Regions from separate parts of the Homo sapiens genome. Here region 1 is linked to region 2. A link is an interaction called in ENCODE POLR2A ChIA-PET data of the cell type or tissue named here. Cell type or tissue: Caco-2. All regions are shown on one strand. Links, peaks and the distances in the headings refer to the core of each region. The heading gives the core; the rest is flanking DNA.

Evidence for each region. Peaks named below come from ENCODE experiments on the same cell type or tissue, not always from the same donor. Only the 100,000 strongest peaks of a DNase experiment are listed, where the experiment ranks them.
Region 1: POLR2A ChIA-PET joins it to region 2 with 6 read pairs; 5 of 35 experiments call an interaction of 5 or more read pairs at or near these places.

Annotation. Positions count from the first base shown.
Region 1 is chr4:173,542,914-173,555,747 of GRCh38, forward strand. The region is part of intron 2 of HAND2-AS1 (HAND2 antisense RNA 1); the gene reads left to right. Among named protein-coding and RNA genes, the nearest start is that of HAND2-AS1, 19 kb to the left of the region's middle. In Caco-2, for the core only: no CTCF peak of the experiment used is centred there; no DNase peak of the experiment used is centred there.
Region 2 is chr4:173,340,413-173,353,246 of GRCh38, forward strand. SAP30-DT (SAP30 divergent transcript) reads right to left here. Exons shown (of 4, transcript NR_183973.1): 3 at 10,954-11,074; 4 at 8,819-10,415. Among named protein-coding and RNA genes, the nearest start is that of HMGB2, 12 kb to the left of the region's middle. In Caco-2, for the core only: no CTCF peak of the experiment used is centred there; a DNase peak (open chromatin) is centred at 5,919.

The DNA.
Region 1 (12,834 bases), core at 2,310-10,309, 200 kb after region 2:
TAGCTGTATATATTTTATTGTATTGTTATTTATATTATGTCGGCTTTGTGTCAGAAAGGATTTAAAGCACTTGTTTCAAGAATTGGTATGCTATATTTTTCAAAATCTGTGTATAAAAATAATTCCCATAAGTACCACTGTAATTTACTTTTCATGTGTATTACAAAATCAGTTATGTGTTCTGGTAAACATTTTGATCCCAAGAGGAAGCAGGATTACATTTAGAATGTGACAAATTTTAAAAATTAATTTTGTTGTAAAGAAATCTTTATAATGATATGCCATAAAGTTATTACTATGCATGTAAGGCCGCATACCATAGTGATTAAGAGCAGGTCCTTGGAGTTAGAGGCACAGTCTGAACTTGACTACAAAAGTTATCAGCTGTGTGATCTTGGGAAAGTAACCATTCTCAGCTTTAGTTACCACAGCTGTAAAAGGTGGATAATAATTATAGACTCTGTCCTGTTGTTGTGGTGAACATTTAGTGAGACGACTCACATGAGGGGCTGGCATAGGGTAAGTACTTACTCAATATCAGCTGTTCTCTTTGGCATAGCTCTGTTAGAGTGGCATGCCACAGTTACCTTCTTGAGAGCCACTAAGCGTGGGAACGGTAACAGTCCACAGAATTTTTGGAGATTGGTATGAGGAGGCTGCATTGGCTCCCAGCCCTCAGGGTTGACAGGGTGAAGGTAATGGCTTCTGGCTGTCTTTAGAGCTCCCAAAAGATATGAGAAGATGGTTCTAGTGATGACAACCCACTGTTCTGTCAGTGGAAATCTAGTTTTATGCCATCTTCATCATTCGTGGTGTAGTCTATCGGTGCCTGACACAAACGTCTAGAGTGGGGAAAATAACACCTTAAAGAAATAGAATATCTTAGGTCCATGATTTGCCTGCTGTGTTTATTATGTACCCCAGCAGTAAAATATTTTAAGTATATTTATTTGCAAATCATACATCTGTACATCTTTACTGATATGTACATGATAAACCTGTGCAAAAAATAACCTAAAAAGGGGTAAGATTAAAATGAAGAATTAGACAAAAGGTTTAAATGTTTTAAGGTAAGATTCAGCATCATCAACAGTGGGTATAAATCCATACTTCAAATAGCCTTGGTGGTTTAAAAATCCTCTGGTTGATTTACCTTTGGATTCATATCATCAGTGTTTCCGTCTTGTTTTGTGGCTGAGAAGAGGAGGAGCAGTGTCAGTTCTGCCATTTTCCTGTCAATGGTTTATGTCTGCCTTCTTGGAATCATATTTAATGAAAGGTTCTTTGCAGGAATATTTTTAAACCCCTTGTTCATTTGGTGAAGATTAGTTTAGTTAAAACTGGATTATATAATATATTTCAATCTAACTGAGCCAGACAAATTGTAACACATTTCAGGCCATGTGTGCTTCTAAGAGGGCCACTGTTAACCCCTCTGTGGTCAAGAGCTCCCCCTTCCCTGAGGTTACCTTGTGTGCTCAAGGCAGCTGAGTAACATAAGAAGAAGCAAGGGTGTTGATGCCAATGGTTACCCTATTAGTGAACTCATTTCTGATTGTTTGTATGAAAACAAATATGATTTCTGTTATAATCTTCTGACACCCCATTCCTTGGGGCACCACTGTCCTAGACTCTGAAATCACTGTGGTTCCTGCCATTTCTTGACCTTGACATTCTGTGACAGAATGAAGGAGACCTTAGGTTCAGTGGACTTCATTTTCTATAACTAGCTTTACTCTATTGATCACATAGTGGTATAGCTCTTCAGTGTTTGCAAATCAATGTTCACATATTTCTGTCATTTGAACTCAGCATCTTTATAGGGCAGGTAGAGAAGGTCTGATTCTGTCCATTGTAAAGATGGAAGAGATGAAACCACCAGTGTTGCTGACTGCAGATGGAAGATAATTGCGTAAGTTCACACAGCGGTAGACCTGGGTTTGAATTTGTTTTTGAAAGCAATATCATCCTGATTCTTTTCTATCATGTTAACACAATTTTTAAATGATATTCATATTCATCTGAATGGAGTAGAGACAGACAGTTATATAGTAGTTGCAAGTTTAGCTTTTAAAGAAACTGCCAAACTGTCTTCCAGAGGCTGTACTATTTTACATTCCCATTAGCAGTATAGGAGTGATCCTTTTTCTCCACATACTTGCCAACATTTCTTGTTGTTCTTATTAAAACCAAACAAGTGGTGCTGGGAATGCATTAAGAGAAAACATATATATTATTAATAGAATAAATAATAATCAATAGATAATGTGCAGGAAGGGGATTTGCATTTACGAAACATCTATTGTATCCTATGTTCTTTACACATATTATCCCTTTAATATAGTTCTATACTTGCAGGGACAGGTTTTGCATGTAAAGAAATTGAGGTTCAGAGATGTTAAATAATTTGTCTAAAGTACACAGCATTTAAATTGTAGAGTTTAAACCAAAGGGATCTGGTATTAAAAAATTCCAGGTAATGTTAAAATAAAACAATGCATTAAATTTGAAAGTCTTTCTGTTACTTTTTGTTCCAAATTGGATCTCTGTCTTTGGCTAAAAATCAACCATGACAACAAGAAATGTTGGCAAGTATGTGGAGAAACAGGATCACTCCTATACTGCTAATGGGAATGTAAAATAGTACAGCCTCTGGAAGACAGTTTGGCAGTTTCTTTAAAAGCTAAACTTGCAACTACTATATAACTCAGTTATTGTACTCGTCAGCATTTATCTCAGATAAATGAAGACTTAAGTTCACACAGAAATATGTGCATGAATGCTTACAGCAGCTTTAATAACAGTGAAAAACTGGAAACATCTCAAATATCCTTCAATGGAAAGACAAACTTAACCATTCTGTTAACAGTTAAGCATGTATGGTTAATCGTGGCACATGGAATACTACTTGGCAATAAAAAGGAACACATTGTTGATAAGTGCAACAGCCTGAATGGATCTCCAGGGAATTATGCTGGGTGAAAAAATCCAAACCCAAAAGGTAACACACTGTATGGCTCCATTTATATAGAATTCTTGAAATGACAAAATTATAGAAATGGAGAAAAGAAAAGTGCTTATCAGGGGTTAAGGAGCAGTGGGGTGGAAGAGAGGTGAGTGTGGCCATAAAAAGGCAACAAAATGGATGCTTATGATAATGGAAATTTTCTGTATCAATGTCAGTATCCTTGTTGTGATATTGTACTGTGTTTTTGTAAGATGTTACTATTGGGAGAGACTGGGTAAAGCGTGCATGGGATCTCTATTATTTCTTACAACTGCATGAGGATCTACAATTTTCTCAAAATAAAAAGCTTAATAAAAATGCCTACTGATCTTCAGGAAGTTCAGTTCCCTGTTTTCCATAACTGATCTGAAAATAGGGGAAGGACAATTGAGAATTTAGGAGTTGTAAACTCTGAGGCTGATTTTCAGCGAACTACTCAAATTATTCTGATTTTTCCCCTTGATTCTTATTATGGATTGTAGGACATTCTTCCTACTATTTTGGAGAAGAAAAAATGCCACCTCTCTATCATAGGACTTCTGTTTTACATATGATTTAAAAATCTATTAGCTGACTAATTTACACACTAGAAGATGAAACTTGGTTACATTAGATTCCATTGCCACAATTTATTTTAAAAATCAGAGTTCTCATCTTTCTTGTTTCTTCTTCCTGCCTTACTTTATTTTCTTTTTTCCTTATTCTATTTGAACCCATATTTTCCTATATTGTACTGTTTAGTCTAAAAACTAGTAAGCATGCATATTGTTGATTAAATTAGCAATTGACGCTCTTAAAATGAGAACTATAAAGACTCTTGAGCTTCCACACATTATGCTATGCTTGCCATATGCTTGGGTGTTCTTATTTTCGGAGAGAAGTAATGGAGATTATAAATGTTATTTTTAAAATTTACTGGTGATTTGTTGAGAAGATAAAGTAACAACACTATTACAGAGGGTTGCTCTTGATCTCCCAGGCCACCAGTGCAGTCACCGAGCCCTCTGCAAACACCTGATAATGCTGAAGAGTGTGTTAGTCATTGTAGAGGAGCTGCTGTCATGACAAATAGGGGTTAAATTGTGAGAATTTCAGGATATATTTTGGGGAAGGATTAAATAAATCAGGGGACTTGCTGACAGCAAATAGTATCTTTGATTTGAAACACAGAATCAGAGAATTGAGATGAATCCCAGGTGGTGGTTGGGAGTTTGAAAAAGTCCCAGTGAGTTGGCTGACTAAGTGTAGACTTCATTTCAACATCATTAAATAGTCTTTAAGTGGTGACTTAATAATTGTTGCCCCAAGAAAAGATTTTGCTAAATACAGAGGTGGAATTAAGTATATTAATCCAAGAAACATTTTATTTAAATGATTTTCCTAACAGTAAGGTTGGAAGGCCCTAGAACTGCTTCTAGGAGCTTGAAGTGCATTTAATAGTTAACTGTCAGAATGAAAAATGAAATTTTAAATTTCAACAATGCAATTAAGTTCTTATTTTCTTATGATAGTGAATAATAAATTTCATTCAAGGACGCCATTGGCAGATGTTGAAAAGAACCATTTTCACTCCACTAGCTTGCAGTGGACTAAGAGGTAGCAGGAAGGGAGATTGGTACTACAGATCCTGAAAAAACAAAACAACACAAAACAAAATCCACACCACAAATGGACACTTCCAGATGCTTACCAACAGGAAGTGCCTTGGAGGACAAGGGCTGTGAGACAGGTGAACTCTAGGGAACAAGAATTCCTAGTTCCATGTCTGTTTACAAGAATTTGTCATGACTGGTTCACCTCACTTTATAGTTTCCTCAGACCAAAGAGACAAAGAAAAAGCAAAAAACAAAAACAACAAAAATTCTGAAACGAATGGACAATACAACCAAAACTTTAATATGAACCAAAACAAAAATTGGGCTGATTTTATGAGGTTGACTTAAAGTCAGGAAAAGAATGATAAACTTTTGAGAGGAAGAAAGAAATCATCAAAGCCACGAGGAGCTCAAAGTGGTGTTTAATAGCAGCTATCACATTGCGCCCGAGCCTTGACCACTTCTGACGCAGCTGTTTCGTTTTAAGATGTTCCCATTCCTGTTCCACTCACACAGTCCTCCACAGTGACCTGAGTGCACGCACCCAAGCCGGCAGGCCACTCTAGAAAACCGTAAACCCCTCAGAGAGTCACTGCAGGAATAGGGGAAATGGAAGTGATGAAATTCAATATAGCATTTAGCTGAATCATCATCTGAGGTTAAGCCCAGTGAACAATTAGCAGTATCGGGAGTCTCCTCGTACCTGTCAAAATCGCACCGACGGGATTTTGTGCAAAGTATGTATGTGTGTGGAAGTTGTTTTTTATGTTTAATAGCAATGGACCTGGGGTAGTAATTTAGATACAACTTTTTAAAAAAAATACTAAAGGGCAAGTGTGGTGAGAAGCTTCTTACTCAGGAGGATCTTTTCAAACATTGCAAAACATCAGGCCTTGAAATAATTCATTTTATTAAGTAGCGCACTCTTGTCTTTTCATTCACAAAAGGAGGATGATTTATTATACAGATAAATGCTTGCATAGGATGATGAACACCTGTAGGAATGCATGATATTCTGGAAGTTGATCAAGGTCCACTGTACACCAGTAATTAGAGGTCATGATGATGATAATAATAATAATAATAATTAATAATGGCACATACTATGTGTCAGCTCCTGTTCTAACTTCGTTTCTCATATTAACTTATTTATTTTTCATGATTAGCCACTAAGATACAATTATTATCCCTGTTTTGTAGACAAGGAACTGAGTGAAGCTCAAAGAAGTAACTAGGATCACACTGTCACACAGGCAGGAATGAAACCCATGCAGATTGGCTCCTTAGTGTGCTCTCTGATCTATTATCATTCATCACATATTTACTGAGCATCTAGTATATGAAAGGTATTAGGCTTTATGCAGGCAATACTTTAGCGAAGCCAGGGAGATGTCTCTGCCTTCTTTGAGCTTATAGCTTGGTGGGCAAAAAGCTAATGGTTTAACTGTATAAAAAACTTGATGTTGTGAAATGATATATGCCAATGTTTGCATGGTATGATGATTTTGATTAAGCACCATAATAAAAATAGGGAGCCTGGGTCTCACACAGCCTTGATTGTCTTCTTCCTTCTGCTCCCCAGTGGAGTGCGTAGGAAGGTCACACCCTCAATGTCAGGCTCCTTCACTGTTCTCAGTGAGTGTCTCAGGTTGTAGGCTACATGAGCAGGTTTGCACCTGGATATGATTGTGGCAGTAACAATAGATGTGACTATACACAGTGGCAGTGGCAGTAGGGGTGGGAGTTGGGTGATGGGATGATCTTAGAATGCAGTGTTGGTATTAACTCAGTTTTGTTTTGTTTTGATGTACAGCCAGCCATACGACTCTGGAATATGACTCTGGGTTTACCAACTTGGGGATGGCCCGGGGATTTAGGAGATGGCCCCAATGGCTCTCCTCTTTTTTAGAAAGGACTGTTCAAGTTCCTTTTTTTTTTCTTTTTAAACAGGATCTCGTTTTGTCACCCAGATCGGGGGCAGTGGTGTAATCTCAGCTCACTTGAACCTTTGCCTCCCTGGCTCAAGTGATCCTCCTGCCTCAGGTGTGAGCCACCATGCCAGGCTAATTTTTGTATTTTTTGCAGAGACGGGGTTTCACCATGTTGCCCAGGCTGGTCTTAAGCTCCTGAGCTCAAGTGATCCATGTTTCTGCCTCCCAAAGTGCTGAGATTACGGTTTGAGCCACCACATCTGGTTTAAGCTATTTCTTCTAAAGATATAGTCACATCTATTATCTTTGACCCCTGCCTAAGCAATTCTGTTCAGATCTTAAGACTATTTCTTCCCGGGATTCAAACTCAGAGTTAAGTAGAGTCAACTATATGAGGTATATGTGAGGTTAATTTTTGAAACTTTTATTTTTAATTTCATCTGGGATCTCCTCTAGGGAAGACCACTTTATGATTATGGGTTGCATTCCCAAGTTCAGTTGATTGAATTTATTCATACATTATTTAATAAATGTTTATTGAGACTGAAAATAAACTTGAAATCCTAGAATTCATTGGTTGTCTTAAAAATTCTAAATATGAAATGCTAACTTTAGCTTCATGAGTATTTAGAATAGAAAATAAATAATTCAAAAATTGTTCAGGAAAAAAATCCATGATTTATTCTACTCTGGAGGAGCATATTCAATTTAAAACATACCGATTCGTATAAACTTATTGGTAATGAGGCGATATACTTTTTATGAGAACATATCAAACCATAGACATTGAGATCCAGCATCTCCTGAGTGAGTAAAATGTCAGGGTTTTATTGATACTAATGATAATGGGAGTGACATATGTGCATAGAGTAAGTCCATGGTTGAAAGCCTGGCTGATTAGGCGCTGCGTTCTGTGGTTTTTGCCACTTGTGTGTGATTAAACCCTGCAGAATAGAGTCTGTTGCCATGTATTTGGTTCGTGAAGAAAACTAGTAAAGTGATATTGAATGAATGATTCAGTTTCTCAAAAGGGTAGACTATTGGCCTAACACCTTCCTAACTTGGAGCTGTCAACGTGTTTAGTTTGGTTCTAATGGGAGCTAGGCTGGAGAAGAGAAAAGTTTTGTGAGAAAGGTTATGTGATATTAATAAGAACCACATTCCGTTTGATGTTTTCTCAAATGATTTTTTTTATCTTCCTAAGAAATTGAATGATTCAAAAATAATAAATCTTCCTTTTCTATGGCCCACAAATGATCAACATTTTGGATGATCAAAACAATTTTGTCTTTAAGATATCACAACTTCTAGTGCCTCTTTATTTGCCAGTGCTGATTTACAGCAGAAAGTATCACTTCATATTTTTTCCAAGCATCAAAGTCATGTGTTTTACAAATATTCACAAGTGCTTAAAATCCATGAACCTCTCTCTGTATTCCTATTTTTTTATTCTTCTATAAGTATGTATTTAAATTGGTTAAACAGATGGCTTTCTACTTTTGAAAAAAAAAAACCCACTAAGAATATTCACCTCAAGATGGAGAACTCATAGGTTAAATTTCATTCTGGAATGCACGTTTACAACCAGGTAATTAACCTTTGAAAATGAGGGTACTCGAAGGAAACAAGGAAAATCTTAACAAGATGATCTCACTAACGCTGGTGTGTTAGACTTCTCAGAAGTAGAGATGCCCCAGAAGTTTAACAATGAAAAACTTTAAAATATTTTTAAAAACATAGTTAATCTTTGTAGCTTTCCAGTTTTCGTCCTTTATTACGATAACCTTAGGAGGTAAACGCTTCAAGGGGTGTATCCTTATAATCATAGGAATTGGTACACAGATTTTGGTGGAAAGATGGAGGTGTCAACATTAACCAGTCAACATATATTTGTTGACTGCCTACCACATGCACAAGTCTCTTCCATGCTTGCGAAGAGATACAGTGATGTGCAATGTGTAGAATCTGCCCTTCATGAGCTTTTGATTTAGTTAGTCTGAGAAGGAATAGATCAGTGAAAAGTTAAAAGGAATAATAGATGGAGTGTTGAGGCAGTCCATGATTGTTATCTGAGACATTGAGTTTACAATGCTAAGTTAAAAGAATGAGAGATCACTATGGGATAGAATGGACAGGAAGAGTTCCTCTCCTTGAAGCTTGCATTAAGCCATAAAAGACAAAGCAATTTTGGAAATGCAGAATTTGGAGATATGAAGAAAGAATAATTCCCAGAAAGGGAGAAGAGTTTTGGAGCCAGACAGATCTGGGTTCAAATCTTGGTTCTCTTGTTCTCTAGCTGTGTAATCTTGGGAAGTTACTTAGCTTTTATGGACATCTTCTATAAAAAGGATATGATAGCGACTATTTTGTTAATTTTTTAGGATTAATTGAGATAATATATATAAAGTGTTTTAAGCACTTGATAAAAGGTAATCCTCTCAGTTGGAGAGAACATCCTAAACAAGTCTGGAGGAAGGAGACAGCCAGCCATGTTCATGGGACAAAAAGAAGACTATTATGAGTGGAGGGAAAGATTAAGAGAAGTAGAGTGAGATCACATGGAAAGATAAATTAGGATTAGCTTCAGCCATTCACTTGTTTCTTCATTTAATACTTTATTGCACTCTTTATGTGGGAAGCTCTCTCATGTGGGAAACCCTCTGCTCGGCATGGATATGCAGAGACAAAGAAAACTTAGCCTTGGATTTCTCTTGAATGTCAGGTTAAGGAGTTGGAACTTCATGCTGAGGAGAATTATATCTTTCAAAAGTGGAGGAGCTTGAAAGTAGCATTTTTGGATAGTTAACATGGAATGTGATTCTTGTGACCCAAGATATGCATTAAGTTACCATCTCCTAGTGGTTGATGGTTAATGTTGTGCCTGGAGATGTGACCCAGATTCTCTTGTAGGTCATTCCTGACAGAGGGTCCATTCCAATGAGTGAGGAGGAGGAGCTTCTGGGCTGAACTTAATCTCATCTCCTGAAATAAAGCAATGACATTGAAATTTTTCATATTGCACTTGTGTTTACATTTCTCATCTAATCTGAGATATTCCACGTTTGGTGAGTCTTGCTTTGGGCCTGCAGTCTTGGTGACCCTTATTAGTTGCACTGGAATAGCTGTCTATTCAGGGAGAAGTAGAATCCTGGGAATCTGGTCTTCAGTGACTTTCTCCATGATCATGAATTTCATGAGAGGAGGTCCCCTTCCTGTTAGTAGATCTCTATAGCAAGAGGTTCTGAGGCACACAAGCACACTGGATACTCACCTACAGTTCTAGTTTAACTGATGGAACATAGGTATTTCTTTCATGAAACTTTGCCTGGATAAACAGCTTCTGTATCTTCTAGTGACAAAATTTTGCCTCCTGTTTTCCCCTCTAGCTCTAGTCTTAATCTCTACTTCCTTGTTCAGTCCAAGGCTCAGGAGAACCCAGATCATATAAGATATGGAACCTATTGCTTCCTAGGATGTCCTTGTACACAGTGACTAACTGCTAATTTCAAGGATCAATTTCTTTCTGGAGTTAGAATCATATTATATTATGTTTCAGAACTGAAATAAAATTCTTTTAAGGTGATTATATTTTGGCTCTCAGCTTGGAAGATGCCACTGGGGCATGGCATACAAGACACATAACTTATAGGAGGACCTCCTTTAATGCCCAAGTGCCAGCTTCATGCTTGTTGTTATATATCATTTTATTCCTGGCTTTGATGCCCACACACAGACATATATCCACACAAAGTTCAATCTATATATTTTTTGTAGCTGTTTAGCTCAGGTGATTAGGGCATTGAGCTAATGAGAACAAGGTCACAGTTTCAGTCTTTGTGTGGGCCAGCAAGGTTTGCTTTGTTCAGAGGCCACAGACCTGGTCCAGCCAGCTGTCCAGCACATGTCTGCCCCAAGTCATGAGAGGACGGGGCAGGAGTGTGTGGATGGACAAGAGCAAATCCATCACCACCCTTAGAAAAAGTCAAGTCAAGCACGTGTCCTACTAATGGGGGTCAATAATGTCTCATTTAAATGGGGCTGACATTTTATTACCTCTTGCTGAGAGGGTCTTTTGAGCACCAAATTTAAACATTGTCGCTTTTTTGTGTGAATTTATTTCTAATAAATGGAAGGTTGTACAAGACCTTAGATGATTACAGGTTTCCAAATACAGATTAATGACTTCAATATTTAAGAAGTTGATGTGATATTAAAAAAGAAAGTTCAGTATGGCTATTCAGTTATCTTCCCTTATTAAAATCTGTTTTGGCTAATGAAATAAAAAGTTCATAAGTTCTTCCGAGAGTAAGTGAGAATCATTGCCTTCATTCAAGAATGAAAACATTATTATTAAACTCATTGATAATGAGACCATTAAAAGTTAGCATGAAGCAGGTACAATACAATTCTTTATTATTGAAGTCTTCAGATATTACCCAGCCTACACATCCCACCTTTCATTTTTAGGCAAACAAATTCCCCAAACTATATTTTTTTTAAATTTAGCATTAGGTCTTGTTAGGCTTCAAATGGGATCAAAACCAATCCTTTCCAAAGTGTTCTACCCCAGCTGTTTCCCTCACCTGGGTGGTAGTGAGTATAAAGGCATTTGATACAGAAGGGGGTGGTGGGGCAGAGAACAGAAAGGAAACTTGGTGAGAGAATGATGAAGAATGATATATTAGAGATTCTTTTAAAATTCATTCATTAAACAAATGTAGCATAATGGAAATGTCTATTAAATTTTTTGGCATAGGTAATGCACTTGCAAGGGTAAAAACAGAAATATGAGATGGTATTTTATGAAAAGTTTTGCTCACCCCGCATCCATCATGAACCCAATTCTACTGCCCTTGTATAGCCATTTTTATTAGTTTCTTGTGTACTCTTTCAGAATTTCTTTATGCCAATATATCTTAAACTCTTTCCTTTTTTTCATACAAAAATTAACACCCTATCAATTTTGTTCCTGGCAGGGTGAGGTGGCTCACACCTGTAATCCTAGCACTTTGGGAGGCCCATGCGGGAGAATTACTTGAGCCCAGGAGTTTGAGACCAGCCTGGGCAGCTTAGGGAAACCCTGTCTTTATAAAAAAATAAAAAATTAGCCAAGCATGGTTGGTGTGTGCCTGTAGTCTCAGATAACTCAGGAGGCTGAGGCAGGAGGATCACTTGCACCAGAAGGTTGAGGCTGCAGTGAGCCATGATTGCACCATTGCACTGCAGTCTGGGTGACAGAGAAAAACTCTGTCTCAAAAAAAAGGTCTTGAGCTTGCTTTTTCTACTTAACAATATGTTTTGTAAATCTTTCTGTATACGCAAAGTAGCCTCATTTTTCATAGTTGTATATCATTCTATTGATGTGCCACACTTTATTTATCTACCCCCCTATTGATGGACCTTCATATAGTTTCTAATATTTTCTATTACAGACAACAATGTATTGAATTACTTTGGAATGCATTAGGTAGAAAGCATTCTTCTTTCTTTAAACATTTGCGTAGCATTCCACTGAATGGCTATATCATAACTTATTTCTCTAGCCCCCTATTGATCGTCATTGAGTTTCCAATCTTTTATTTTTAAAGACAATGTCATAATGAATAACTTTATACATGTATTATCTTATATATGTGGAATTAAATTTACCATGTCTAGATAATTTTATTTGAATGCAATTAAGTATGATATCAAAAATTATAAAATCAAAACTGCAGTGAGAATTCATCTTACCCCATGTAAAATGACTCTTATCCAAAAGAGAGGTGATCATGAATGCTGATGAGAATGTGGAGAAAGGGGAACCTTCATACACTGTTGGTGGGAATGTAAATTAGTACAGCACTATGGAGAACAGTAGAGATTCCTCAAAAAACTAAAAATAGAACTACCATACAATCTATCAATCCCACTGCTGGGTATATATCCAAAAGAAAAGAAATCAGTATATTGAAGAGATATCTGCACTCTCATGTTTATTACAACACTATTCACAGTAGCCAAGACATGGAAGCAACCTAACTGTCCATCAACAGATGAGTGGGTAAGGAAAATATGGTACATATACACAGTAGAATATTATTCAGTCATAAAAAAGAATAAAATATTAGTTGGGCATGGTAGCATGCACCTGTAGTCCCAGCAACCAGGGAGGCCTAGGTGGGAGGATTGCTTCAGTCCAGGGAAGTCGAGGCTGCAGTGAGCCCTGATCACACCACTGCACTCCAGCCTGGGCAATATAGCGAGACCCTGTCTCCAAAAGAAAAAAAAAAAGAATACAGAATGAAATTCTGTCATTTGC
Region 2 (12,834 bases), core at 2,879-10,878:
AATTTAACACTCTATCTTTGAAGAAGTGAAGCACAGGTTAGGAAGAAATGAAAACCTCTCATTCTGCTGCTAACATTTTCAATGCGAAACAATTAAATAGTCAAAGATATTTTGTTTTCCTATTTAAACAATATTTTTGTAAGTCATGGTAAACTGGCCAGGTGCAATAGTTCACACCTGTAATCTCAGCATTTTGGGAGGCCAAGACAGGAAGATTGCTTGAGCTAAAGAGTTCCAGACCGGCCTGGGCAACATAGTGAGACTTCCTTTCTACTGAAAAAAAAAAAAAAAATTTAGCCAGGCTTGGTGATGCGTGCCTGCAGTCTGTACTACTGAGGCTGAGGGCAGGAGGATTGCTTGAGCACAGGAGACAGGGGCTGCAGTGAGCTATGACTGAGCCACTGCACTCCAGCCTGGGCTACAGAGTGAGACTCTGTCTCAAAAATAATAATTAGAAGAAGCAGCAGCAAAATGTCCACAAGAAAGTTACTTAGTTCTAAAAGCCTCTACTACAATTAGAAAAAAAAATGACAAGTTGTAAAAATCATGTTTTAAAATACATTGGAGATCTGTTGAAGCAATCAAAAAATAACTCAAATTAAAATTCCAGACCGGAAAGAGACCTTCCTAGGTATGCTGATGAGTTTTGAAAACATTCTGTAGATTTTAGGCATGGAACTGAAGTCAGTCTAACTTGGCTTAGGCTTCTAGAAGGACTTTGACTAAATGAAAGAGACTCCAGCAAGCATTTGTCAGTTGTATTGGTGGGGGTTAGCACAATCAGTTGGAAACTAAAGGACTCTGAAATATCCGTACTGGCCTATTTTCCACAGATTAGCTGAATGCCGAGGTGGTATGGGAGACTAGAGAGTTGTGCCAGAAGCTTCTAAAAGACAAAGCTAAATGTCCCAGGGTTTCACAGTGTTTAGTGGACAAAAGTCTAGCTGGAGGGAGGGGTCTGCCACAAACTCATCATTGTCTTTTCCTGAAGACATTTGACATTTTTTGAAACTGTTTAGGCAGGAATGTAGAGACACAAGTTCAAACCCTCCAAAGAGCAGAAATGAATTTTTCATAGTCTTTCAGGGCTAAGGAGACAGAGACTGTCAATCCCTTAATCAAAAGACTGTGTGATAATGTCTTAATGTATGAGCAAAAGAAATAAGCCACAGATGGAAGGGTCTTACTAAAACTTTGCAGCCTAGCCTGGACACAGCTCAATCTCTAATTGGATTGAGATAATCAATCCTTTAACTTTCTCCCTGTTAGCAATAGGTAGAATATTGCAAAGGTCAAACCATCTCTAATAGAAGATATCATCTGGACCACAGCATAATAAAAAGTATTGAAAACTAACAACAGAAAATCTTAAAAGGAACCAGAGGAAAAAGGAAAAATAAATTCAAAACAGCAACAGTTAAGTCTAAATGCTGATTCTTCAACAGAACTAGGGAAACCAGAATCCTATTGAATGACATCTTTAGATCGCTGAAGGAAAAAAAAAAAATTGCTAACCTCAAGTTCCATATCCAGGGAAAAAGCTTTCAAGAATTACAGCAAAATAAAGATGTTTCTTGACAAACAGAAGTTGAGAGAATTCCCTGCCAGGAATCCTACTTAAGGAAAATAATCTCAAATCCTTAGAAGGAGGAAAAAAGCATAATCAAGGGTAATTATGTAAATTTTAAAAGAGTATTACCTTCTTAAAACAGCAATAATAATGTCTTGTGGATTTTTATAAACTGGACAAGTAGAATCTATGACAACGATGGCAAAAAAGGTAGGAAGAATAAGTAGATTTAAATTGACACCATAAGAGTCTCTGCAGTTCTTTTTTTTTTTTTCTTTGAGACAGAGTCTCATTCTGTCACCCAGGATGTGCAGTGGCGCAATCTTGGCTCACTGTAACCTCTGTCTCCCAGGTTCAAGCAATTCTCCTGCCTCAGCCTCCCAAGTAGCTGGGACTTCAGGCACGTGCCACTGCGCCCTGCTAATTTTTGTATTTTTAGTACAGACGGGGTTTCACCATGTTGGCCAGGATGGTCTCGATCTCTTGACCTCATGATCCACTTGCCTCAGTCTCCCAAAGTGCTGGGATTACAGGTGTGAGCCACCGCGCCCAGCCTGTAGTTCTTGAATTGTAATAGAAATGTTCATTTGGCCCATATTCAGATGAATATCTGTCACTTTCATATTAGGAAATCATCCTTTTGTAAATTTTTGAGACTGACTCTCACTTTGTTGCCCAGGCTGGAGTGCAGTGGCACAATCTCAGCTCACTGCAGCCTCCGCCTCCCAGGTTCAAGTGATTCTCCTTCCTCAGCCTCCCAAGCAGCTGGGATTACAGGCATGCGCCACAATGCCCGGCTGATTTTTGTATTTTTGGTAAAGTGGGGTTTCACCATGTTGGCCAGGCTGACCTCAAGTGATTCACCTGCCTTGGCCTCCCAAAGTGCTAGGATTACGAGTGTGAGCCATCATGCCCTGCTGAAAATAACTTTTTATCTGCTTTTGTGTAGGTGATATATTAATACTATATTGACCTTATATCAACTCAATGATTGATAACGACTTAAAACTGCAAATTCTTGTGTAAATACTCTTATAAATATAAAGGTGGCATATTTACAACTTTGTCCTCTAAATCGTGTTGTTACTGTGCTTAGTATTTTGACTGTATTTAAAAATATATTCACAAACTATGAAATTTTCAGATATACTTTTCAAAATATACATCTAATTTTAAAGCCTGGAATTCTAATTAGACTGAAAAAATGCACTTACGCATAATTGAGGATTATGCATCCTTCACCCTATTCGGGCCACTCCTGGAGTCAGGGTAGTAGAGCACAGCATTGCAGAGGCCGGAGCCAGAAGAAAAGCAAAAATGCCTTCCATCCTCTTGGCCTTGAATCTCCCATTAACAGAACTGAACCGGAAAGAAATTGGCAAGTGAATCTGGGAAATGATATTTAGAATTCCAGTACTCTGTAATATAGAGAGAGTAAAAGAATGAGAATGGAACTGACAGACAACAGAAATATAACCAGCACAGTCAAACAACTGGCAAGTGGCAGAGTTTATATCTCAAGCAGTCTAGCTCCTGAGTCCATGCACTTAACTACTACAGTATGCAGTGACACTATGATATGCTATAGCAACATTATTTCATACATTTTAAAATTAATGGCTGATGATGAATGCAAGTTGGCAGGAAAGAAATTGTAGGAATTGGATTCATTAAATATTCCAGAAAGATTAAGTTTCTACGTTGTGCCGGACACTACTCGAAATAGAATGATGCAAAACCAAAATGAAACAAGGATGAAGGAAGAGAGTTCCTTTCTCAGTATTTCAGACTGGACAAAATTTCCCTGTGAAGGATTCCAACTGGCTTGATTTGAATCGTGTGCCCCCCTCATTAAGCCAGGCACTTTCAGGGCAGGTATTAGGGGAAATAACCTAGTGGAAATGCTCAATAGAAACCTGAGACAAGGATTTTGTTGCAAATAGTTTATCTAAGAGATGCAGGAAACACCAGTAGGAGGTGGGGAAGCGAGACAAAGAAGGGAAAACAGTCAATAAAGGGTGCGGTATCAAGCCAGATACCACTTATAATGACTGGAGCATAATCCCATGAGAAAACTCTGGGAAAACACAGGCCTCAAAGTTATCCCATCTGAAGGCCAAGTGAGCTGGGGTATCTATATAACAAATCTTTCCAGTCACTTGGTGAAGGCTGCTAGAGTGGGAGTTTGTTAATTCCCAGGCATTTCCAAATTGCCCTGATCACATAGGGACAGAGCTGCCTTCCACAGCTTTGGAGAAAGCCCTCAGGTCAAGAAATCAATGTTGAAGTGGTAATGGCCAGAGAGACAAGAGCAGGGTCTGTCTCAACTTCTTCATCAGGTAAAAATTTTATCTGCCTAATGCATGGAGTTATAAATTTCAAAAGAAAGAACGCCTATGAGAGAGTGTTATAAAATATAAAATGTAATACCAAAAATTATTGTTTAGGAGTTTCTTGAAGGCAGGAGGTGCATATCATGTTTTTACATCTCTCCTAAGGCCTAGTACAGTGCTATGCATATGCATAGGCTCAAATATTTATTGGATGAATTTTTCAATGTAATGATTATTAAATATTCATTAAATATTTTCTAGGTTAATAGGTGTTTTTAAACTTATAATTCATATCAATAACTCATTACTGTTAACTTCTAAAAACCTTTATGTTTGAAAACTATAAAGTAGCATGGTCTTGTTCTATACCTTTGTCTAAAATTCTTAAATCTAGGTTGTTGTTCAGAACTCTGTTAATTACCCAAAACCCATTTTCTCCTTTCTTCTTACTTTAAAAAATATCTTGATTATAAAAAAGGTAATGATAAATTATTGCGGGTTCAAACCAATCATGAGAAAGCTATTCTCAGTAGCATAAGAGAAAGGCAAGAAAATTGTAGACATCAACCCGGACATTATTGAACTACTGAACCATTACCAGTAACCATCTTCTCTCAGTCTTCTTATATGTCAGAAAAATAAACTCATAATAATACTGTTAGATAGATATTCTATTATATGCAGCCATTGGCTAATAACTTTTTTAATAGCATTTTTTTCTTCTTTTGCGTAGCAAGCCCAAGACAAGTCATTTATTTCTGGACTAGATTATTTCATTATAGTAACTCATCAGAAAACTGAGATAAGCAGTAAGTATTTGGCCATTCACATTTTAACTATTTTGGATTCCCCTCTAACTAAAGAAAGATCACGGTTTTTTCCTACAGCTCTCTACCTGTGCTGGCTCCATCAATATTCAGTTTGACATTTTGACACATATCTAAAGAAGCTCAAGAGGGCTCTATCACCAAGAAAGCTGTAGTGAGATGATAGTCTTTCAGATACAAGTTAAAGTCGCTTGTCCAGTTATGTATGTGATCTTCTGCAGAGCCACTTTGCTTACTCAAAAAAACACATCTCCTGTTCTCTCACCAGAATATATTTTGAAACCATCCACTTATCTCCATCTCTACTATCATCACACAAGCTCAAGCCACAATAGACTCTGAACTGGTCTACCTGATTCCAGGGACTTTTGACTTTAACATTGGATCCTCCACAGAATAGCCAGAGTGATCTCAAAACATGAAACAGGTTAATCCACTTTCCAGCATAAAATCTTTCAATGGCCTCCAATTCCACATAAAATGTAATACATTATCATTGCATACAATGCCCTGCATAGCCTGCCCTCTTCCTATCTCTTTGACTGCATCCCCTACCACTTTCACTCTCACTCCCTATACTATAGCTATATAGAACTATTTTTTAGTTTGTCAAACACCAAAATATTTTTTGCCTCAAGACTTTGGCACATACTATTGCTTCTGTGTTTAATGCTCTTATCTTCTCTCTCATCGTGGCTGGCTCTTTCACTTCAGGTTTAAGCTTAAATATAAAGTTACTATCCAACTTCCTCTTTTATCACCGGTTATAACATTCATCACTATCTGTAATTATATATATATTTGTTAGCCTATTAGTTTAGTATCTGTAACCTTGCCTAGACCTCCAGAGGGTAGAGACATGCTCCTTTTCTTCTCCCTTAATAAAGCATTTGGTACATAAATCCCTGTAAGTTTGAATCAGAATGAATGAACGAATTAATGAAAGGCAGTGATTTTATTTGAAAGCAGTCTTCAGATTCCAAGCTGGCCTTTTTTCTTTTTTTCTGTCTTTCCATGTAACAGAGTGATGTATGATTGCAGCTTTCATCACTTTGGTGACCTAGATACTCAGATATTTTTATGATCCCCTCAAAATTAGTTCTAAATAGATTTTTACTGCATTCCTAGGATGACAGAAAATGGGAAAAATATCTAAGGAATTTTCCTTGACACCAAAATAAGTCAGAGGGTGGGGGCGGAGGATGAGGATTGGTAGGGATACCAATCATCAGCTAGACTCAGGCATGGTAATTTGAGTGGTAAGTAAACCTGGGAAGCAAATTAGCCATGAAAACAAATGCCCAAAGCAGAAGTTTGAATTGTAATCTTTACCTATAGGCCCACAAAAAGGAAAGGAAACCAAACTGGATACTACATTAAGCTGGGACTCCTTAAAGAAACTAAAATGGTAGCATACTTTGTCTCTTGGCAGAAACAGATGGAAATCCTTACTGAGGGAAAGCATCTTACTTTAGAAATATCACAGATTGATGGAATAAATATAAGTACAAAATTAGAGATGACCAGGCACGTGAAGAAGCAAGCCACCATTGAACACCCAAGGAATTCAGATATTTACAATTGTTAGATTCAGAATACAAACATTTTTAATAAGAAAAAGGATGAAATTAGAAAGATGAGGAAGCAACAGGTATCTATCAGGAATGACAAAAAAGTTCTGAAAACAACCAAATGGATCTTTGAGAAAGAAAAAAACATAGTTGTTGAAATTTTAATGAATGAGCTACACAGATGAGATAAAGCTAAAAATAAAATTAACATATTTTGCTGAAGAAATTAGACTGAATCACAGAAGAATGAGATGAACAATATTTTAAAAATAAAACAGAAACATTGGAAATAGAATAATGTTTATCAATATTGCAATATGTTTAATTAGTCCTAGAAAAAGGAAATAGAGAAAAGCACAAAGTGGCACTATTTTAGTATTTTTGATGCATTTTTTTCACAGTGAATGATATGAATTCAAATTTAGGAAGCATAAAGTAACCCAAGTAGCTTAATAAAAAGAAATCCACAATAACTTCAAGGTGAACTTGCAGATGTCAAATATATATGTGTGTATGTATATATATATATATATATATATATATATATATGTTTTTTTTCTTGAGAAAAAGTCTTGCTCTGTCGCCCAGACGGTAATGCAGTGGCACCATCTTGGCTCACTGCAACCTCTCCCTCCTGAGCTCAAGTGATTTCTTGTGCCTCAGCCTCCAGAGTAGCTGGGGTTACAGGTGTGCACCACCACACCCAACTAATTTTTGTATTTTTAGTAGAGATGGGGTTTCACCATGTTGGCCAGGCTGGTCTCAAACTCCTGACCTCAGGTGATCTGCCCGCTTAGGCCTCCCAAAGTGCTGGGATTGCAGGTGTGAGCCACCATGCCCAGCCCAAAAAATAATTTTAAAAGAGCCACAATGCCCAGCCCAAAAAATAATTTTAAAAGAAGCAAGAGAGAAAAGAAAGCTCACCTACAAAGGAAAACAGTTATACTGATGGCAGACTTCTCAGCAGCAACAGTGGAAGCTGGAAAACAGTGGAAAAATACCTATAATATAAAGTGCTGAGAGAAAATAACTGCCATTCTTGAACTGCAAGACTATGAGCAGGCCAGGTGTGGTGGCTCAGGTCTGTAATCCCAGCAATCTGGGAGGCTGAGGTGGGAGGACTGCTTGAGGCCAGGGGTTCAAGACCAGCCTGGGAAACATAATGGGGCACTCATCTCTACAAAAAATACAAATGTCAGCTGGGCATGATGGAAGGCACCTGTAGTCTCATCTACTCATGACACTGAGGCAGAAGGGTCATTTGAGCCCAGGAGATTGAGGCTGCAGTGAGCTACGATCTCATCCCACTGCACTCCAGCCTGAGCAATAGAGCAAGACCTTGTCTCAGAAAAGCTATGTGGGCAAATAAAAATTTTAAGGAAAATTGAGAGACTATCAACATACTAGCCCTAAAGGGACTACTAAATTATGTACTTCAGGAAGAAGGAAAATAATCCTAGAAAGACAGTATGAATAAAAGGAAGAGTGAGCATTATTTTTTAAAAAGGTAAACAGAGCTGCTGGTATAAGAAAAGGAAGGTAGATAAGTAGAAAACAGAAGCACAGAGAAATGGGAAAGTGCAAACTACAAAAAAGACCATCAGAAATAAATGCAACAGTGTGATTTCTTACATTCATGTAACTCCAGTCATAGAAAGTAAAGAGAGAAAATAGGGGAAAGGTATATTTGAAGATATAATAGCCAAGATTTATCTACAACTGATAAAAGACAGTTATTGTAATAAAGAAGTGTATAAACTAAACCTAAGTCTCACACCTTACACAAAAATTAACTCAAAATAGATAATAGTCTTAAATGTAAAATGTAAAACTACAAGACTTTTAGACAAAACATAGGAGAAAATCTTTGGGATACAAGCATAAAGAAAGAGTTCTTAGACTTAACATACGGCAATAGCATGATCTATGTAAGGAAAAACTGAACTTTATCTAAACTAATACATTTTCCTCTGTGAAAAGCATTAGGAGTAGTAAAAGGCAAATTACAGACTAGAAGAAAATACTTGCAAACCACATATCTGACAAGGAACTAATATCTGTAATATATAAAGAACTCTCAAAACTCAATAAAAGTCCAATTAGAAAATAAAAAAAAGACATGAACAAAAACTTACCATAGATGGTTTACAGATGGCACATAAGCAAATGAGATATTCAACATCATTAGCAATTAGGAAAATGCAAATTAAAACACAATGCCATATCACCATACACCTATCAGATTGGATAAAATAAAAATAGTGACAACACCAAATACTGGCAAGGATGCAGAGAAGCTGGATCACTCATGCATTGCTGCTGGGAATGTAGAATGATACAGCCACTGTGGAAAATAGTTTGCAATTTCTTAAAAACCTAAACATGAAACTGCCCCACAGCCCAGCAATTGTACTCTTGGAAATTTACCTCAGAAAAATGAAGGACTTTCTCCAAAGGTAAGTAGGGAGAAAAAAAGAAAGAAAAATACAGACTTACATTTTCACAAAAACCTATACATTAATGTTTATAGCAGCTTTATTCATAATATCCCCAAACTAGAAACAACCCAGATGTCCTTCACTGGGTGAATGGCTAAACAAACTGTTCTAAATCCATACCATACTACTCAGCAATAAAAAGGAACAAATTACTGATACATGCAACAGCCTGGATGAATCTTCAGGGAGTTACATTGAGTGGGGGAAAAAAAAATTCCAGGCCAGGCACAGTGGCTTATGCCTGTAACCCAACACTTTGGGAGGCTGAGGCGGGCAAATCATGAGGTCAGGAGATCAAGACCATCCTGGCCAACATGGTGAGACCCCATCTCTACTAAAAATACAAAAATTAGCTGGGTGTGGTGGTGCACATCTGTAGTCCCAGCTACTCTGGAGGCTGAGGCAGGATAATTGCTTCAACACGGGAGGTGGAGACTGCAGTGACCTGAGATCGCACCACTGCACTCGAGCCTGGCGACAGAGCGAGACTCCGTCTCAAAAAAGAAAAAAAATTCCAAAGGTTACATACTATATAAGCCCATGCCTTTTTGTATATTTTGTCTTGAAATGACAAAATTATAGAAATAAAGAACAGCTTAGTGGTTGCCAGGTGTTCAGAAGGCAGTGGGGACGGGAGGGAGTGGGTGAGGCAATAAAAGGGCAATTTGAGGGATCCTTGTGGTGATGGAAATGTTCTGTATCTTGACTGTATCAATGTCAATTCCTGGTTATGATACTGTACTACAGTTTTGCAAAATATTGTCATTGGAGAAAATGGGGTAAAGACACAGTGTCTCTCTGTAATGCTTCTTACAACTGTATGACAATATGCAATTAAGAGTAAAAGTTTAATTTTAAAAACTATAATAACAAGCTACTGGAGGGGGGCATTGAAAGATAAAAATAATTTGTTAAAGTGGGAAAGAAGAAAATGAAATAGGACAAATAGAACAAATATAAAATAAATGTAATGTGGTAGTTTTAACTTCGAATATATTGAGTAAGTATACCAAGACCAAGATTGTCAGACTGGTTACAAAATCAAAAACCCAATCATATGCTGTTTAAAGAGATATGCCATAAAAATGGCACAGAGGTGAAAGAAAAAGGATGGAAAAAAGTTTATCATAAAAACACTAACCAGAGACAGCTGATATGACTTCTCTAATAGCAGACAAAGTCAAATTTGTTTCGATAATACTACTAAAAACAAAAAGAATATTTCATAAAAGACTCAACAAATCAAGATAACTAGAAATCCTACCACCTATTGGGAAGCTGAAATGGGAGGATTGGTTGAGTCTAGGAGTTTTTAACCAGCCTGAGCAACATAGTAAGATCCCCTCATCAAAAATGAACAAACAAAAAAAGAGAAATATCATAGTCAATCCAATTGAAAATTCAGATGAAACAGACAAATTTCTTGAAAACACATTCTGTATTAGTTCGTTCTTGCATTGCTATAAAGAAATACCTAAGACTGGGATATTTATAAAGAGAAGAGGTTTAGTTGGCTCATGGTTCTGCAGGCTGTACAGGAAGCGTAGTGGCTTCTACTTCTGGGGAGGCCTCAGGAAGCTTCCAATCATAGTGGAAGGAAAAGCCGGAGCAGTTGTCTTATGTGGCAGGAACAGAAGCGAGAGAGAGAGGGAAAGGGGAAGCGTTACACACTTTTAAACAACCAGATCTTGTGAGAAGTCACTGTCATGAGAACAGCCAGGGGACGGTGCTAAACCATTCATAAGAAACTGCCCTTATGATCCAGTCACCTCCCACCAGGCCCCACCTCCAACAATGGGGATTACAATTCAACATGGGAATTGGGGAGGGACACAGATCCAAACCATATCAACATCTTAATGAAACTGACAGATAAAGAAATAGAAAACCTGAATGTTCCTCTGTCTATTAGCAAATTGAGTTTGTATGTAGCCTTCCCACAAATAAAATTCTCAGCATGTTTTGCTTCACTTACAAGTTCTATCAAATGAGCTGAGCATGTTGGCTCACATCTGTAAATCCCAGCACTTTGGGAGGCCAAGGCGGGTGGATCACTTGAGGTCAGGAGCTCGAGACCAGCCTGGCCAACATGGCAAAACCCCATCTCTACTGTTAATAAAAATACAAAAATTAGCCAGGCGTGCTGGTGTATACCTGTAATCCCGCCTACTCTGGAGGCTGGGGTAGAAGGATTGCTGGAACCAAGAGGTGGAGGTTGCAGTGAGCCAAGATGGTGCCACTGCTCTCCAGCCTGGGAGACAGAGCAAGATTTTGTCTGAAAAAAAAAAATAAATTCTATCACATATTTGGAAAGTTCACAAACTCTTCAATACAAAATAGGAAATACAAAAGAGGAAATATTTGAACTTGTTTTATGAAGTAAGCAAAACCTTGGTAACTAGAGTTGCCCAGTTAAATTCGAACTTCAGATAAATAATGAATAATTGTTAGTATAAAATATTTCACAAGATATAGTAAAAATTATTCATTATTTATCTTTAAATTCAAATTTAACTGGGTTTCCCATATTGTTATTTGCTAAATCTAACAACTGTGTTGGCAACAATACTTGACAAATACTTTACAAGAAAAGTAAATTACAGGCAGGTCTCTGTTACGAATATACATACAACAATCTTGAACAAATTATTGATAAATTAAATCCAGCAAGTTTCAAAAACGATGATATTATGGCCCATTTGGCATTCTTCCAGAAATGCAAGATTAACATTCAAAAATTAATAAAAAGGCCAGGCATGGTGGCTCACACCTGTAATCCCAGCACTTTGAGAGGCCGAGATAGGTGGATCATTTGAGATCAGAAGTTTGAAACCAGCCTGGCCAACATGGTGAAACCACGTCTCTAGTAAAAATAAAAAAATTAGCCTGGCATGGTGGGATGTGCCTGTAGTCCCAGCTACTTGGGAAACTGAGGCAGGAGAATTGCTTTAACCAGGGAGGCAGAGTTTGCAGTGAGCTTAAATCATGCCACTGCACTCCAGCCTGGGTGACAGAGGGAGACTCCATCTCAAAAAAATAATAAAATAAAATAAAATAAAAAATAAATATCAACGTTATTTTCTGTATTAATGGAATGAAAAAAAAAATCATCCAATCATCCCAAGATGCAGAAACATTTGATAAAGTTAAACCCCTATTTATAATTTTTAAAACTTTTAGCAAAGTAGTAAAAGGGACCATCAATAATTTGATAAAAGATATATGCAAAAGCCCTACAGCAAACATTGTATTTAAAGTGAAATGTGGAAGTAAGTTTTCTCCTGAGATTGGGATTAGGACAAGGAGATTCACCATCACATTCCTATTCAAACTTGTATTGATGTATTGATGGTTCCCTCCAGTGTAATAAAGCCCTTCTTTCCCCCCAAAGTATAAAAATCAGAAAGAAAAAAAATGTAATATGTAAAATAATGGCATATGTAAAATATAAAGTAAAATAAAAAACATTGTTTAAAAACTCCAAATTGCTGGGTAGATTGGATGCAATCCTAACATAATTTTCAGCAGGTTTTTAAGGAATGTGGCTGATTCTAAAATTTGTGTATAAATGCACTGGGCCAAGAAAAGCCAATAATCTTGAAGAGCAACTAAGTTGGAAGACCAGACATCAAATGTTGGATATCAAGATTATCATAAAATGGCAACAGTTAAGCTGTGTGATATTGGTGAGACAACAGGCATACAGACCAAGGGAACAGAAAAGACACACATAGAAAGTCACCGGATTTATGACAAAAGTCTTAGTACAGTATAGTTGGGAAAGGATGATATTTTTAAATAAATGGTGCTAGGTTAATTGGAAATCCACACAGAAAAATTTGAATTGAATGGCTACTTCACAACATATACAAATAACAGTTCTAGGTAGATGCTAGTCCTAAATGTAAAAGACAAACACTGAAGTTTCTAGAGGATAACAGAGGAGAATATCTTCAGTATCTTTCCAGGAGATAAAATTTTCTTAAACAGGACACAGAAAGCACTAAGCAAAAGGAAAAATGTTGACGAATTAGA